Regions from separate parts of the Homo sapiens genome. Here regions 1 and 3 are each linked to region 2. The links are chromatin contacts, found by Hi-C or POLR2A ChIA-PET in ENCODE. All regions are on one chromosome and are shown on one strand. Each heading gives the region's core, a stretch centred on a gene start or an enhancer-like site at or near the end of the contact. The rest is flanking DNA. Distances are from core to core; before and after follow the strand shown. Region 1 holds the start of BBS12 (Bardet-Biedl syndrome 12). Region 2 holds the start of SCLT1 (sodium channel and clathrin linker 1). Region 3 holds the start of AFG2A (AAA ATPase AFG2A).

The links. A loop is a pair of places that touch in the nucleus more often than their neighbours do. ChIA-PET counts read pairs that join two places held with the same protein, here RNA polymerase II (POLR2A). Pooled maps may share reads with other maps.
Region 1: a loop to region 2 is called in a map of B cell, with 26 times the contacts of the local background. The contact joins the promoter of BBS12 here to the promoter of SCLT1 in region 2. A Hi-C loop is called at or near these places in 2 of 168 maps with a recorded cell type or tissue (B cell and naive thymus-derived CD4-positive, alpha-beta T cell) and 3 of 50 pooled maps.
Region 3: a loop to region 2 is called in a map of naive thymus-derived CD4-positive, alpha-beta T cell, with 7 times the contacts of the local background. The contact joins the promoter of AFG2A here to the promoter of SCLT1 in region 2. A Hi-C loop is called at or near these places in 1 of 168 maps with a recorded cell type or tissue (naive thymus-derived CD4-positive, alpha-beta T cell) and 4 of 50 pooled maps. POLR2A ChIA-PET finds 5 or more read pairs at or near these places in 1 of 52 experiments (GM12878).

The regions. Positions count from the first base shown.
Region 1 is chr4:122,730,512-122,734,882 of GRCh38, reverse strand. It overlaps BBS12 (Bardet-Biedl syndrome 12), which reads right to left and starts at 2,179. Exons shown (of 2, transcript NM_152618.3): 1 at 1,999-2,179. It also overlaps the pseudogene CETN4P. RefSeq lists an enhancer at 1,720-1,929 and a silencer at 2,290-2,509.
Region 2 is chr4:129,091,744-129,096,422 of GRCh38, reverse strand. SCLT1 (sodium channel and clathrin linker 1) reads left to right here and starts at 2,884. Exons shown (of 21, transcript NM_144643.4): 1 at 2,884-3,353. The coding sequence starts at 3,320. It overlaps C4orf33 (chromosome 4 open reading frame 33), which reads right to left and starts at 271. Exons shown (of 6, transcript NM_001099783.2): 1 at 214-271. RefSeq lists an enhancer at 2,620-3,189.
Region 3 is chr4:122,920,415-122,925,409 of GRCh38, reverse strand. AFG2A (AAA ATPase AFG2A) reads right to left here and starts at 2,332. Exons shown (of 16, transcript NM_145207.3): 1 at 2,105-2,332. The coding sequence starts at 2,267. NUDT6 (nudix hydrolase 6) reads left to right here and starts at 2,813. Exons shown (of 5, transcript NM_007083.5): 1 at 2,813-3,075. The coding sequence starts at 2,838. RefSeq lists enhancers at 1,971-2,340, 2,133-2,669.

The sequences.
Region 1 (4,371 bases), core at 930-3,429, 6.4 Mb after region 2:
AATGTTCTAAAGTGCAGTTAGATTCGTTAATAGCTAGTTTTCAAAACTAATTACATCCTATTCAAGATCTGGGAGTTGGAATCTGAGCCTACAATTAAAAAAACATTTTAACTAGCAGTAAATATTCCAAATATAAAAGCCTAAATCATAGTGATATAAAAATAGGTTAATATACTACTCCGCCATTTAATTGTCATTAGATCAAACATGATCCAAGAGATCCTCGAAATTAGGATTGGGTTGAGTATATACTTGGTCACTATTCATTTCTGGGTCTAAGAAATCCTTTTAATATTAGTATTAAAAATGAAGTATATGGCCGGGCGCAGTTGCTCACGCCTGTAATCCCAGCACTTTGAGAGGCCGAGGCGAGCGGATCATGAAGTCAGGAGATGGAGACCATCCTGGCTAATACGGTGAAACTCCGTCTCTACTAAAAATACAAAAAAATTAGCCGGGCGCGGTGGCGGGCGCCTGTACTCCCAGCTATTCGGGAGGCTGAGGCAGAAGAACGGCGAGAACCCGGGAGGTGGAGCTTGCAGTGAGCCGGGATTGAGCCACTGCACTCCAGCCTGGGCGACAGAGCAGGACTCGGTCTCAAAAAAAAAAAAGTGTATGACCTTGAAACTGATCAAGAGCAACTTTCCAAGTGAGATAAATGACGTGAAAAATCATATATTAAAGTGACCACATTTTACTTAACTCAAAAATTATCTTGGATTTGTGCCATTTTAATTTTCACTGGGTAACTTTATATGGAAAAATCACCTGCAATATGAGGATAAACTTACCTATTTTCCAGAAGCCTAATGAGATTTTTATCAATGATTACAATACTTGCGTGTCTGTCTGGGATATAATATGAACAAGACAGGCTGATGGCTTTGGAAAATGTGCCATGTTTCTACTCAATGAAGCATGAAAAGTGATTTGACAGAGTGCTTCAAGAATGCACTTTGCACTTGTTTTCCTCTCCTGCCTTCAGGAAGATAAGTGAGACAAAAAAAAAAAAAAAAAAAAAAAGACTAAAGTTAGTATTCTTCCTGAATCCATTTTTGAAGAATCCAGTATAATTTTTAGAAAATATTTCCTCTAGAGAAGACATTGTAGGAGGCATAAAAGGGGTCCGCATGTGTGAGCAATTAAAGGTTAGAAGTTTTAAGATTCTCTCATTCCTTCATTCCCACCAGGAAGTCAGTGGTCCATCCTACCTCAGTCTTTCTCCCCTGTCCTTTAAGCTGATTCCTGGCCAAATTCAGAACGGGCAGAAGCAGTAAATCTGGCCCTCTGGACAAGAGATTGAGTTGGTTTACAAAAGTTTCACAAGTATCTAAATCTAGGCCGTTACTGAATCAACTGGATAATCAGACTACCTGTGTCTGACTCTGAAGTGCAGATCAAGTTGATATCGTTGACAACTGGCCAAATCTTAGGACTGGGCCAAGGAAATGGCTGGATGTGTGTGTGTGTGTGTGTGTGTGTGTGTGTGTGTGTGTGTGTGTGTGTTGGGGTTGGAGGGCGGGGTCCGATAGTAATTATGGGTGGGGCCAAAGTCCTACCTCGTAAACAAATGCTACACGAAACATGTAAAAACGTTTATCTATGTATGTAGTGAAGCTTTAAATACATCCCAAGACCCATGCTTATCCCAATACCCACGTCCCTCCAACGACACTGTTACCCCATGCCACTGCTATACAGAATTCTGGTGTCTACCATGCCAGAATCCCTGCCCAAAACAGGGAGGAGGTAAATGGCTGAAGGCCCAGCTCCAGGCACTGTAGAAAATGAGGAAAGTCTAGCGGCAAAAAGAAAGGGCAGTCCCCTCTTCCTCTAGTACTCCTAGCCACATGCTGGACCAATTCACCCCAGGACCTCCAGGCCCTAGATTCTCATTCTTTCCCTGGCCCGAAGAGGACAGAAAAATCAAACACACGGGCTCCCACGTCTTCAGGAAAGACTTAGCTTAGCAGTCAGCGGAAGCACCTCACTACTAACCTCGCTCCTTTCTCCTCTCCTACAGGGGGCTGGAGTTCCCGGCTTCCCACCGGCCAGACGCGATTCTGGCTGGGACAGCAACACCAAAAACGCCAGGGCTAGGGAGCCCAGTTCCCCGTCCGCAGTTTGCGCATGTGCGAAGAGGGGCTTCTGGAGGAGCCGGGGGCTTAGTTGCTAAGAGACACAGCTGGAGAGAGAAGTTCCGCTTAACGCCGGGCTGCGAAAGGCGGGGACGTCACGCTATTGGTAGGGAGTAGAGAGAAAGGGCTGGTTTAAAGGCCTTTTTTTCTGTCCATTGGATGAACTGGATGTCAATAACTCAGGCTGGGTGGGCGGGGCTGAGAGAGGTCGGTGAGAGCGGCCTTAGCAACCGCCAGTGAGCTGTGAAGACTTGGGTTGGGCGGGGCTGCGGGAGGTGACGCCGGGAGGTCCCGGCTGAGAGCGCCGGCTGCCGGCTGGGGACCTGGTGAGTGTGAAGCTGTAACCTTCTGCTGGGGCCGGGGCCGAAGTTTTTCCGCCAGAGCAAGGAAGGCTGCCCCTGGCAGCAACTGCACTCCTTCCTTACTCCTGTTGAGATTCATTTTATAGTAGGAAATAGGTACTTTAATATAGTTTATCATCAATTATTCTGGTTCTGCTAACTATTCCAGTTATATAATTTATCTTTCACCCATATGTGTGTGTATTACAGGCATCTAACTACCATACAAGTTCAGACCAATGGAAGAAAAGAGCAGCAAAAATTGAACTGAATGAATCCCAAAAGCAAGAAATTAAAGACGCCTTTAATTTATTTGATATTGATGGGTCTGGAACCATCGATGTAAAAGAAGGTTCTGAAATTATTTCTAATTCTAAATCATTTTAAAAACCATATTATTTGTGGCAATCTTTAAGGCTTTCTTTAAAAGTAGTCTTCTGAAAGCTTAATATAAAGTCTCTTCAGTGCATATGCCTGCCCTGCATTAGCAAAACGATATCTTGTTAAGCATTTTAATTGTGTTTTATAAATGAGTAGGCAAAAGCCCAGGGTGTAACAGTGATGTACATGATGGCACAGTAGGACTGAAACACAGGCCTGCTGACCTAATTTTCTGTTTATGCTCAGTCCATAATAGAAAAGAGAGAAGCTCTTAATAGGGAGTTAAAAAGCTTAGAAAGAAATCATGGCATATTATAATTCCTTTTCTTCCTATTTCAGATTGCAGTGTGGGCCTTAGGATTTGAACCAAAGAAAGAAGAAATTTAAAAAATGGTAGCTGAAGTTGATAAAGAAGGAATTGGCACCATTAGTTTTGAAGATTTTTTTTTGCCATTATGAGTATAAAAATGATATAGTTATGATTTTATTTTTCAAAGAAATACTAGCAATAACCTGCTACATTTTAGGGCTGGAGCAATCAGAAGTTTTATAGAGAAGCAATTAGAACTAGGTTTTTAAGGATGGGAGATAGGAAGAGCAAGATTAAATATGTTTTCAGGGTAGTAATGAGAAGACTATGATGTGGAGAAGAGGTTTTTGTCAGGAAATAATGAGGCTATATTGCAGGATAGAGAGAATGGGGCCAGAATTTGGAAGCCTTTAATTCAGCAACATATATTGAATGCCTATTTTTGCCAGGCACTATTCTAAGGAGCATTGAAAGATACAACCTTCCATTTTGAAGCTTACATTTTTGGTAACGGATCTGAATTATGAGGTTTAATAAGAGATGCATTCTGGACCACCCTGTGCCTTCTCCACCTTAGCAAGCTCTACCTTTAAGCACCTTGAGGGCAGGTGTGAGTACATAATTGTTAAAAGACCAATAAATAAAATCAGAACACAGCTACTTGGCACATTGCTGCTTTAGACCCCAAAGATCTAATTAAGTCCAGCTTGATAAAATAAATAAATGAAAGACTGGATAGTTGCTTCTTTTTTAAAAGAGTAAAAAAGATGAAAAAGAAGAAATATTGAAGACTTTCAAATTATTTGATGATGATGATACTGGAAGTATAATACTAACCGGTATCAAGAGGTTTGCTAAGAAACCAGGGGAAAATTTAACATGATGAACTTCAGGTAGATTTTGCTTATTTTTATAATTATAATTTATATGTAATTATAACTTATGTGATAATTTAGGATTATAATTCTAACTTTAGTTGCACTTATGCATTTAAAATAAAATTTGGTTTTGAATATGTGTTTGACTTCATTTATGTCATTTTAAATGTATTTCATATATTTACATTTTGTTTTACAGGAAATGCTTGATGAAGCTGATCATGATAGAGATGGAGAAATAAACGAGGAAGATGTTTTGAGAGTGATGAAAAAGACTACTCGTTATTAATAGCGTTGTTTTAGTCCTTGTGGAAAATTAACAA
Region 2 (4,679 bases), core at 1,635-4,134:
TTCAGTTTCCATACCTCCCCGAGGCCCCGCCCATTTATCAGGGAAACGGAGAAATGAGGAAGTCAGCCTGAAAGGGGGAGTACGCTCACTTAGCAGGAGACAGCTGAAAAGTAAAATACTTTTCAGTATTTTCCAGAGATCAAGCGAAAAACAAGACCTGGCGACGACGAAAGGAATGTCAGAGAGAAGAGGGAACAACTAGAGAACACAGACCACGAAGCTTTTCTCAAACACTGGCTTCTTCTTTTCAGCCGAGGTCACAGGAGAGGGCTCGGCTTTAGGCTCCACCCAGCTGCCTACACGTTCTGGGGGAGGGGCTTAGAACACTGAAGCTAAGACGCTTGATTTTTCTAGGAAAGAAAGATGTTGAAGGGCCACACATGAACAACTGAAGACTTCTAATCGTTCCACTAAAGTATGAGTGGTTTCCTAGAAGAAGGAAGGGTGATTCAGAAATATAAATACTGTGCAATAATTTGAAAATCAACTGTAAATCATTAAGATTACAATATAACATGTACAGAAATATTTCATTTAATACAACTAAAGGCTAACTGGCCATATAAGCAAAAACTATAAATTATATTATACCAGCTATAAACTATATTATACTATATTCCTGGGGAGGCATGTTCATAGCAGTTAACAATTGTGAAATTAGAACCATACTGCCTGGGTTCAAATCTCAACTCAGGCACTTGCCAGCTGTGTGATCTGTTCTGATCCTTGCTTAAACTTCTAACTTTGTATTCTTCCTGGTACTTTGCACATAGTACTGGGTGCTCAATGTCAATTGATCAACCAAATGAATGTTAGTGAAATGTCACTAATTTTCAATCTATACAACTTTAGGGGTTTTCTTTATTGCAGAAAAGTCATATAAAAACATTAAATGGTGGCTTGACAAGAGTTACACACAAACTACATACATTTCTGCTTGTCATTCCTTGTATTCAATTTATACTAATAGATACTTTTCATGAACATCCACTGAATTCTTTCATTCCTTCCATCAGATATTTAATCAACTCTGTGTTCCAGGTATTATGATGGAGCCTGGAGACAAACTACAAAACATGACAGATAATGCAGGAAGGAGCATGAAGTAAGTACTAAGGTGGCACCTACCTTGGGAGAAGTGGATAAAGAACTCAGGAGATGTGAAAAGGAGGAACATGAGAGGGGATCCTTTAAGGATAAGTGAAATCATCACAATTTTGTTTCCTAATGATGAAACTTATGTTGAAAATACTCCATTAAAATTCAACTACTAAAATCTTGTAACCACAAACACAAACGCAAAAACAAAAAACTATCATGATCATAATTATGATCATGTAAGCTAAAAAATTCGAGTGCAGACATAAAAGTTTTCACCTGAGATATTCACTTTATGTAAATACCACTCATCAGTTATAGCCAGAAGGTATTTGCTTCCATCCAGTTTGGGTGTAAGCGTAGAGTTAAGTCTATAATTATTTATTTGATGCCAAGTAGAAATACGACAATATACAAGGTTCAAATGTGGGAGAAGTTACAAGCAAGTCCTTGGAGAGTCAGTGAGATGTTTATGAAGAAAGAGTCATATACTGAACTTCAAAAACGAGTTGGACCTTGCACACTCAATTTTCCCTTAGCTATAACGTTTATACAAAAAGTTTTTGTGTAAACGTTATAGCTACTAAAAATCAGAACAAGTTCAATTATCACCAACTCAAAGCTGGATTAGACCTTTTCAATGATTATTAAGCTACACATCCATATTTAACAGCTAGTCTTTAGAGGAAGGGACCATCTCATTCTATTAACAGTGAGTATTGAGTAAGGCCTTCAGATGCCTAACTGCATATATTTGAATACATTTTTAAAATTTCTTAACACATATCGCTAAGGTTACTTTGTTTATATGACATTATGAGTACGGGACAACAAAACTCTTAAGCCGTTAAACAGAAAGCCAAATCAAGCTGCATCTATGACATGCCTGTTTAGTGAAACTTTACTTCAGTCCATAAAAATACAATTTATTAAAAGCACAAAACTAGTGGCTAGCTTCAAGTTAACATTTTTGTTGCTAGTGGTGAGATTTCCTCTAATGTTAAATGATTTTTTTTAAAAAAATACGTTTTAAGTCCAGACAAAATTAATTTTCAAAAATGAAAATTGTAATCTATCCACAAATGTAAGTTTTACCGTTTTGTTTTTTGCAAAAAAAAGTACCTTTTATCTTTCCTTATATTTGAGGAAACAAGCTTATCTTTGAAGAAGTAGCTGCTGAATTTGCAAGATCTTTTGAGTACTTCTAACTACACGCTTTATTACTACACAGTTAAATATTTAAACAACAGTTGTCTCCTTTGTCTAAAGACCCACAAAGACCGAGAAGGTACTTACCTTCTTGAGATGACCAAATCCAAACCTAGAACTCCTCCAGAGGTACAGCCTTGGTGGGAGATTCTGAAGACGCCAGTCTGGCTTCTATCCCTAGCCGCAGGAACCTGCATCTTTTACTTAGTCCAGAAAGGCTTAGTATATTAGTAACCCAAAGATAGTGAGGGCATTTAAACTGTGTATTTCATTCTCTACTCACGTTTGCATTTTGGTTTTTTGTTTGTTTGTTTGTTTGTTTTAAAGAGGTTGGGCCTCACTACCTGGAGACACTGTCCCACCAGTTTGGCCGCCGCGCCAAGCCGGTGGCTCAGCCCGCTGTCATCCAGGTTCTCACGACTCCTCCCATTGCTTGACAGCCAGCCAATAGCGTGCTAGGACTCTAGGACGCGCGATGGCGTAAGCTCCAACGCCCGCGTGATGACGCAAGAGGCGCCACCGTCTCCAAGGAGTGGTCCGGGGCACCGGTTTCAAAGTCGCAGGGCGGGCCGAGTGGACTTCCGCTGCTGGCCTGGGGCTTCCCAGCCGTCTTGGCGTTGTCCTCTCCAACCCCCGCCGCTCCGCGTAGAACGCCGCTCTCAGGCTGCCGTCAAGCTCCCGCGGCACTCTCCTAGGTGGCCCGACGAGACCCAGAGTGACCCGCGGGACGCCTGTATCGACCGCGTCCTCTTCCCACCAGCGTGGGATTCGGTTGAACGTGGAGTCCCCAGCAATCTTCAGTCTCTCACCAGGGCCAGGGACTCGTCTGGGGCGCGGGGGAAAGAAGCGTGGCGGGGCTGTAGATGCCGCGTGAGTAGGATGCAGATTGCACCGCTGGAGCGCTTGACAACCAACCGAGCGTTGGCTTAGTTTTGTTTTCCCGCACAGCAAGCTCTCTGTCTTTCAGAGGAAGGTAAAGGTGGTGAAAGCTCTAAACTAAAATTGTATCGAAATGGCTGCAGAAATCGACTTTCTGAGAGAGCAAAGTAAGCTCCATGTTTTTTTGAGACTTCATATACAATGTTTAATATCGTCGTCGTTGACCGACAAATCTTTTTTGAATGCTGGTTGGGTACATTTAAATTGGTAAAGAGTTAAAGAAGTTAGTTGCAGGAAAAAAAAAACCTTGATGTTATACGTGAGGATGTGTGTATATTTAAGCAGAACCGTGTGGTAGTACTTGTAGCTTACACAGAATTCTACTAGACGCTAAACATGTTTGTTATGCTCCTCTCGTGCTCTGAAGATTAGAAGGCTAATGGCCAGCAGGAGTTTCCAAGTGTGCATTTAAAATCTAGGGGCACAGCTCTCTGGCCATTTATTAAAAAGATGTTTATTGAACTCCTGTTTCTATTATGTACCAGACACTATGGAAGAACAGCTGCTGCAAAGATAAACAGGACAGTTTTTACCTCCAAGAATTTAATTTGGGGAGGGAAATGTATTCCAAAATATATTGAAGTGACAGCAACTGCTGGCTCTTTTGCCACAGTCTCATAGGGTTGTTGGAAAGATTAAATGAATATTAAAATATGTAAAGGATTTAGAATAGTATCTGATACATTGTGTTAAACAAATATTAACTATTACACGATTATTATTAAAATATGTTCAAGGAAGGTGCTATTGGGCTGAAACGTGCAGTACAAATATGAATTTACTATATGAAAAACTCTAGGCATCCCAAATAGAACAATATTTGTGACACTGAGGGGATTAGGAATATGCTTTGTTAAAGACTTGCAATACGGCTGGTTTGAGTGTAATATTGATGTAAATTGAATTGGAATATTTATATAGGGAAATGGCAAGTGCAGTTGAAGGCGTAGAAAGGGGCTGGATGGTGAAGGGCCCTGTCTTCTCTGTGCTAAGGAGTATGGACCATTGCATGGGTTATAGGAATTCAGTTGAGAGTGGCATGATCAAATTGTAGTTTAGAAGGCCCGGTCTGATTTTTACGGGGAATATGCATTATAGCAGAGTGCAGTTAGTTGTCTACTGTCATCATTCAGGTAAGAAGTAAACTAAGTTGGGCACAGGGAGACTGGAGATCAGGGGATTTGAGAGAAAGAGGTAGAGAGCAACTTAGTTTTTGCTTGAGCAACGGGGAAGTTAGGAAAAAGGTAGTAAGTTCCGTTTTGGTAGCATTATAGACCAGTGGTTAAGAACTCAGTCAGCCTCTGGATTTAGTCTGTCTGGGCTCACAGCCTACCTCTTTCCAGGTCTGTGACCTCGAGCAAGTTTCCTAGCTTTTCTGCACCTCAGTTTTCTCATTTATATAATGAGTATAAGAACACAAGAATCCTCTTGAA
Region 3 (4,995 bases), core at 1,083-3,582, 6.2 Mb after region 2:
GTGGGAGCCCAGAAAGGGATGAAAAGCAATGTCATGACAAGATCTTCATCTTACAAGATCATTCTGGCTGCAGAATGGAAAAGGAATAAGGGGCAAAATTGGAAGCTGGAAAATCAGTCAAAAGGCTGTTGTAGCAGTCCAGGTGAGAGATGATGGTGTCTGAAATTAAGGTAGAAACAGTGGGAATGGCATGCAGAAGAGGAATATGTAAAATATTTAGGTAATAAACATGATTTAGTGGTGGACTAGGTATGTGAGATATGGGGGGGAGAGTCATGGATGACTCTTAGGTTTCTGAATTTTGCAGCGGGAAAAACTGAACAGAGTTGAAGTTTATTTTGTTGGAGGAAATAACGGGCTCATGAAGTTAGTCCTGAAGTATCTTTGGGACACTCATGAGAAGAGTTATTGTACAGTGCTATTCAAAATATGACCCACAACGATTTGTTACTGCTTCATGACAAGTACAAAACAGGAGAATAAGTATATAGAAGCTTTTATTGAAATTTACAGAGTAATTTCACATCTGTTTAATAAAAATTTTTCCTTATTTTTCTAGAAAATCATTTTTACTGTATTTTAGAAAAGTGCTGATCTGTGACCTATTATAAATTTTAAAGTCTTCACCACAGAGAGCTTGAGAAGCATTTGGCTAAAAGGCAACCACATCAAGGCGCAAAAACAAAAGATTTACAAATATAAATCTGACACTGAAGAGACTATAGATGGGAAACTCTGGGCACTGGATGAACTTGCCAAGGAGACAGGATTTATTGAGAGGAAAAAAAAGGTTTTGGACTAAGAATTGACGAACTTCAACATTTAATGGTCAAGGGAAGAGGACGAGCCTGCAAAGAAAAATGATGAAACATCAACAAAGATGAAGAAAACCAGGCAAGTTTGACAACACATAAGAAGTTAAGTGTTTCGAGAAGGAGGGAATGGTCAACAATACCAAAAGTTGCTGTGGTCACGTAAGGTTTATCAACACGGAGATGCTCGGAGACCACACCAGGAACAGTTTCCATGGAATGATGGGGTGGAAGTCAAAGAGGAATAGGCTAGGGAGAGTATGTAAGTGGTGAGGCGGCAGAGACCACTCCATTTAAGAAGCTTGGCAATGGATAGAGAGACGGTTGCAGGAAGAAAATGTGGAGCTTTTGTTCTGATTTAAGATGGAAGAGAAATGAGCATGTTTACATGTCAATGGGAAGGATCTAGTTCAAAAACAAGTTGAACCTTCAGGACAGAACAAGTTGTCCTCTGATACCTAAGGCAGAGTGAAAATACCATGTGAACTCTAAATTGTCTTTAAGGTCTGATTAGACATAAAAGTTTTTGCCACTAGTCTGGTCCATTTTTCAAAGCTATTACACATCAAATATAAATTTTCAATTTTTAATTCAATTTATAAGACTTTTCAGTATAAATACGTTCTCCCAAATCAAAGGAGCTGTCATCTAGGAATGGCTTTTAAGTCAAACACATCTGGACTCAAATATCGGCTCTGCCACTTAGCACCTGTGTAGCCTGAATGGAATCACGTTAACTTTCCTCCCTCTATAAAACTGTCATTACTATACCCATCGGTCACGGCTTCTGTAGAAATTAGATGAGCTATATATACTGCTAACACTAGTGTGCAGTTACTAGCAGTTATTAAATATCATAACCTGCGTAGTACTGGAAGAAAATGCTATCATCACTCCTAAAGGCAGAGTGATCCACATTTTTACTGAATTGGTTATTTAGTTTTTTAGGATAAGTATCCCATGTTCGCTAGTTATGAACAATTTTGCAATTAAATGTGTCGTTAATGTTAAATGAGACAAAGCGTTTCAAGTGCAACTTAAAAATTCAAAATAATTTACAAAAGAGAAACCTTGGACACGGATAAACCATTTCAGCCTAACTTCTCCAGTGCAGGCGCGGCTACGTTTGCATGCTTCTTACATACAGAAGTCTTACACGCTTCTGTGCCGCTCTCAGACCCATGCCACGCCCAACTTTCAAAAGTCTCTGCACCCCAAGTCAGTATCACTGAGTCTCCCGCCCCTCAGGTTGCGCCCCCTCGGCCTCTAGTCTCCCACCCGGAATTCTTTACCCTTTTCTAATAAGTTGGTCACCGTCAGAGTCCCGGAGGTTGCCGCGAAGTCTGATCCAGCAGAAGGAGCCCGTGCCTCCGCACAAGAGGAAGCAGCAGAGGGCAAGGACGAACCATTTTCCGCGCTTTGGTTCAACCGCTTTCTATTCTTCTTGGAAGACATGGTCACAAGGTACCCTAGCCGAAGCAGTAGAAAAGCCGACTCAATGTGCGCGCTTCAACTGAGAGAAAAACTTCCGGGGCAGAAGTCAGCGAGGGTCCGCCCCTGCGCCGTAATCCCCTGAGTGGAGCGCAGCAGTGCACAGCGTGGTGGGAGGGACTGAGCGTTTTCAAAACCAGCAGTCTTTGAAACAGCTGTAACGGCATCTGTGAAAGAAGATAGGTTCCAGGAACGGAACTGCCACTTAGATTGTAAATTCCTGAAAAACAGGACGTTTTTGCATCTCCTCCCGGCTTCCCCATCCCTAAACCAACGTCTGTTGAATTAAACTACCAAACAAAATAAGTGAGTGGCGGTGGGGGAGGAGGTTTTCCCCGCTTAACTGGAGCGGGGCAAATTGCTGAGAAGGGCTGGTGGACCACTTCGCGGTCTCCTTGGCATAGCTCTGCAGAGTGGTAACCCCAGCTCAACTCTGAGGGTATTGATGGCACTCTTCTAAAATGTACGGCCGCGATCTCCGCTCTGGAGCGCGGAGGGGTCATTTGGGCAACGGACGAATTAAGCGGCGTGGAGATGCGGCAGCCACTGAGCTGGGGCCGCTGGCGCGCGATGCTTGCCCGAACCTACGGCCCCGGGCCTTCGGCGGGTTACCGCTGGGCCTCGGGCGCACAGGGTTACGTGCGGAATCCGCCAGTTGGAGCGTGCGATCTGCAGGGCGAGCTGGACAGATTCGGGGGCATCTCGGTGCGCCTGGCGCGGCTCGATGCGCTGGACCGCCTGGACGCTGCCGCCTTCCAGAAGGGCTTGCAGGGCAAGTGCGCCTGGGACGAAGGGCTCCCGGGGCTCCAGAGCTTTTCTAATGAAATAACCGCGGCCCCCACTCCCTAGTCGCTCTGTGCACCACTGTCGAGCCCAGAGGGAAAGGGAGAAGGCACGCGTGACCTGGACCTGTTTTCTGGAGCATTCGTGCTTAGACCTTTTGCTGGGAGGTCTCTAAGGCGGTTGGGTGAAATGGTGAAGATCCCGGACTTTGGGATCTGCAACCCTGGTTGCTGGTCCACTTTCTACTGTGCGACATTCGGAAATTGCCGTAAACCACCATTTCCTCTTCCACAGACCCCGGTGATAAGAACTCCTGGAATTACTGAGAGTTAATTTGGATAATGCACATAAAGTGCACAGCACAGTGCCTGCCACGTATTTAAAGCTCAGTAGATGTTTGTTAATATTATATTATTACATTATTAGTATCCTTTACCGAGCCTTGGTTCTGTCGGACACTTTTCCCAAGGAAAAAAACTCTTACATTCTAATACGGGTGGTGGACTGAGTGGACCAAAGAGGCTTTTCTTTTTTATTTTTAATTTTTGTGGGTCCATAGTAGGTGTGTATGTTTATGGGGTATATGAGCTATTTTGATAGAGGTATAAATGTGTAATAATTACATCAGGGTAAATGAGATACTCATCACCACAAGCATTCAACCATAATCCAGTTACTCTTAGTTATTTTTAAATGTACAGTTTGTTTTTTTTTTTTTTTTTTTTTTTGAGAGAGGGTATCATTCTGTCTCCCAGGCTAGAGTGCAGTGGTAGGATCAGGGTTCACTGCAGCCTCCAACCCCTGAGCTCAAGCAATCCTCCCACCTCAGCCTCCTGGGTAGCTAGGACTACAGGCGCGCATCTGGCTTTTTTCTATTTTTTCTAGAAACGGTGTCTCACTGTGTTGCCCAGGCTGGTCTCAGTCTCCCGGGCTCAACTGATTCTCCCGCCTTGGCCCCTCAAAGTGCTGGGATTACAGGCAGGAGCCACTGCACCCAGCCTGAATCTTTATTGAATATAGTCACCCTGTTGGGCTATCAAATACTAAACCAGAGAGGTTCAGAGTGTCACATTTGTATACAAATTGGGTCAACAGCTGTCTCAGCGAGAACTGGAGTTTTTTAGAATAACGCTTCTTTTATGATTAACCAGGGACGGTGGTGGGTGGTTTCAGTCTTCAATAAGAAAACTTTTTACTGGCTTTCAACCTTGAGCCCAATGATAAGAAAGCTTGGATGGAGGAGCCTTCACTTTGGAAGAAGTCGATTTAGTGGTGCAGCAGTTTTTCAAACGGCCTCTGAGGGTTTTATAATCTAATTGAAGGCATAGCATGCAAATTCAACTATGGAAAAATCTCTCACACTGGAAACTCAAAATAATCTTTATCCTATTGAGCAATATGGCAAGAAGCATATCTGTAAATATAATTGAGCTAGTTATTTCAATGTTTACTCATCCTCATTCCCAGACTTCTTACCTCTTCACATTATTTTCTCTCCTACTTGCTAGTAATTGCTGACAAGCCCGCTTATACTGCAACAGTGTCACTAATAGGAGAATCAATCGTTTTATCTTCCAGTGTGTGGGTAGACACAGGTGTTGTACCCACTGATACTTATCAATGACCAAACAGGTGATCAAAGCACTACCCCAGTCAGCATGACAAAGCAGAAAGCTGTGCGATTTGGAGGTGCACATTCTGGGTTTAAGTACCAGGTTCTGCCATGTGCTTAGCCAGGCATTAGGCAAATTGCCACCAAAAATATTTGCTTCTTAGCTTGCTTTTTGTGAATAACGCCAGCTCTAATTACTGGATAGATGCGTTGATCAAAGATGAAACTAATTTGTAAACTTAAGTACCAAATACTTGTTATATTTTTTCAATAAAACAAATTTTGTTGCACTTAATG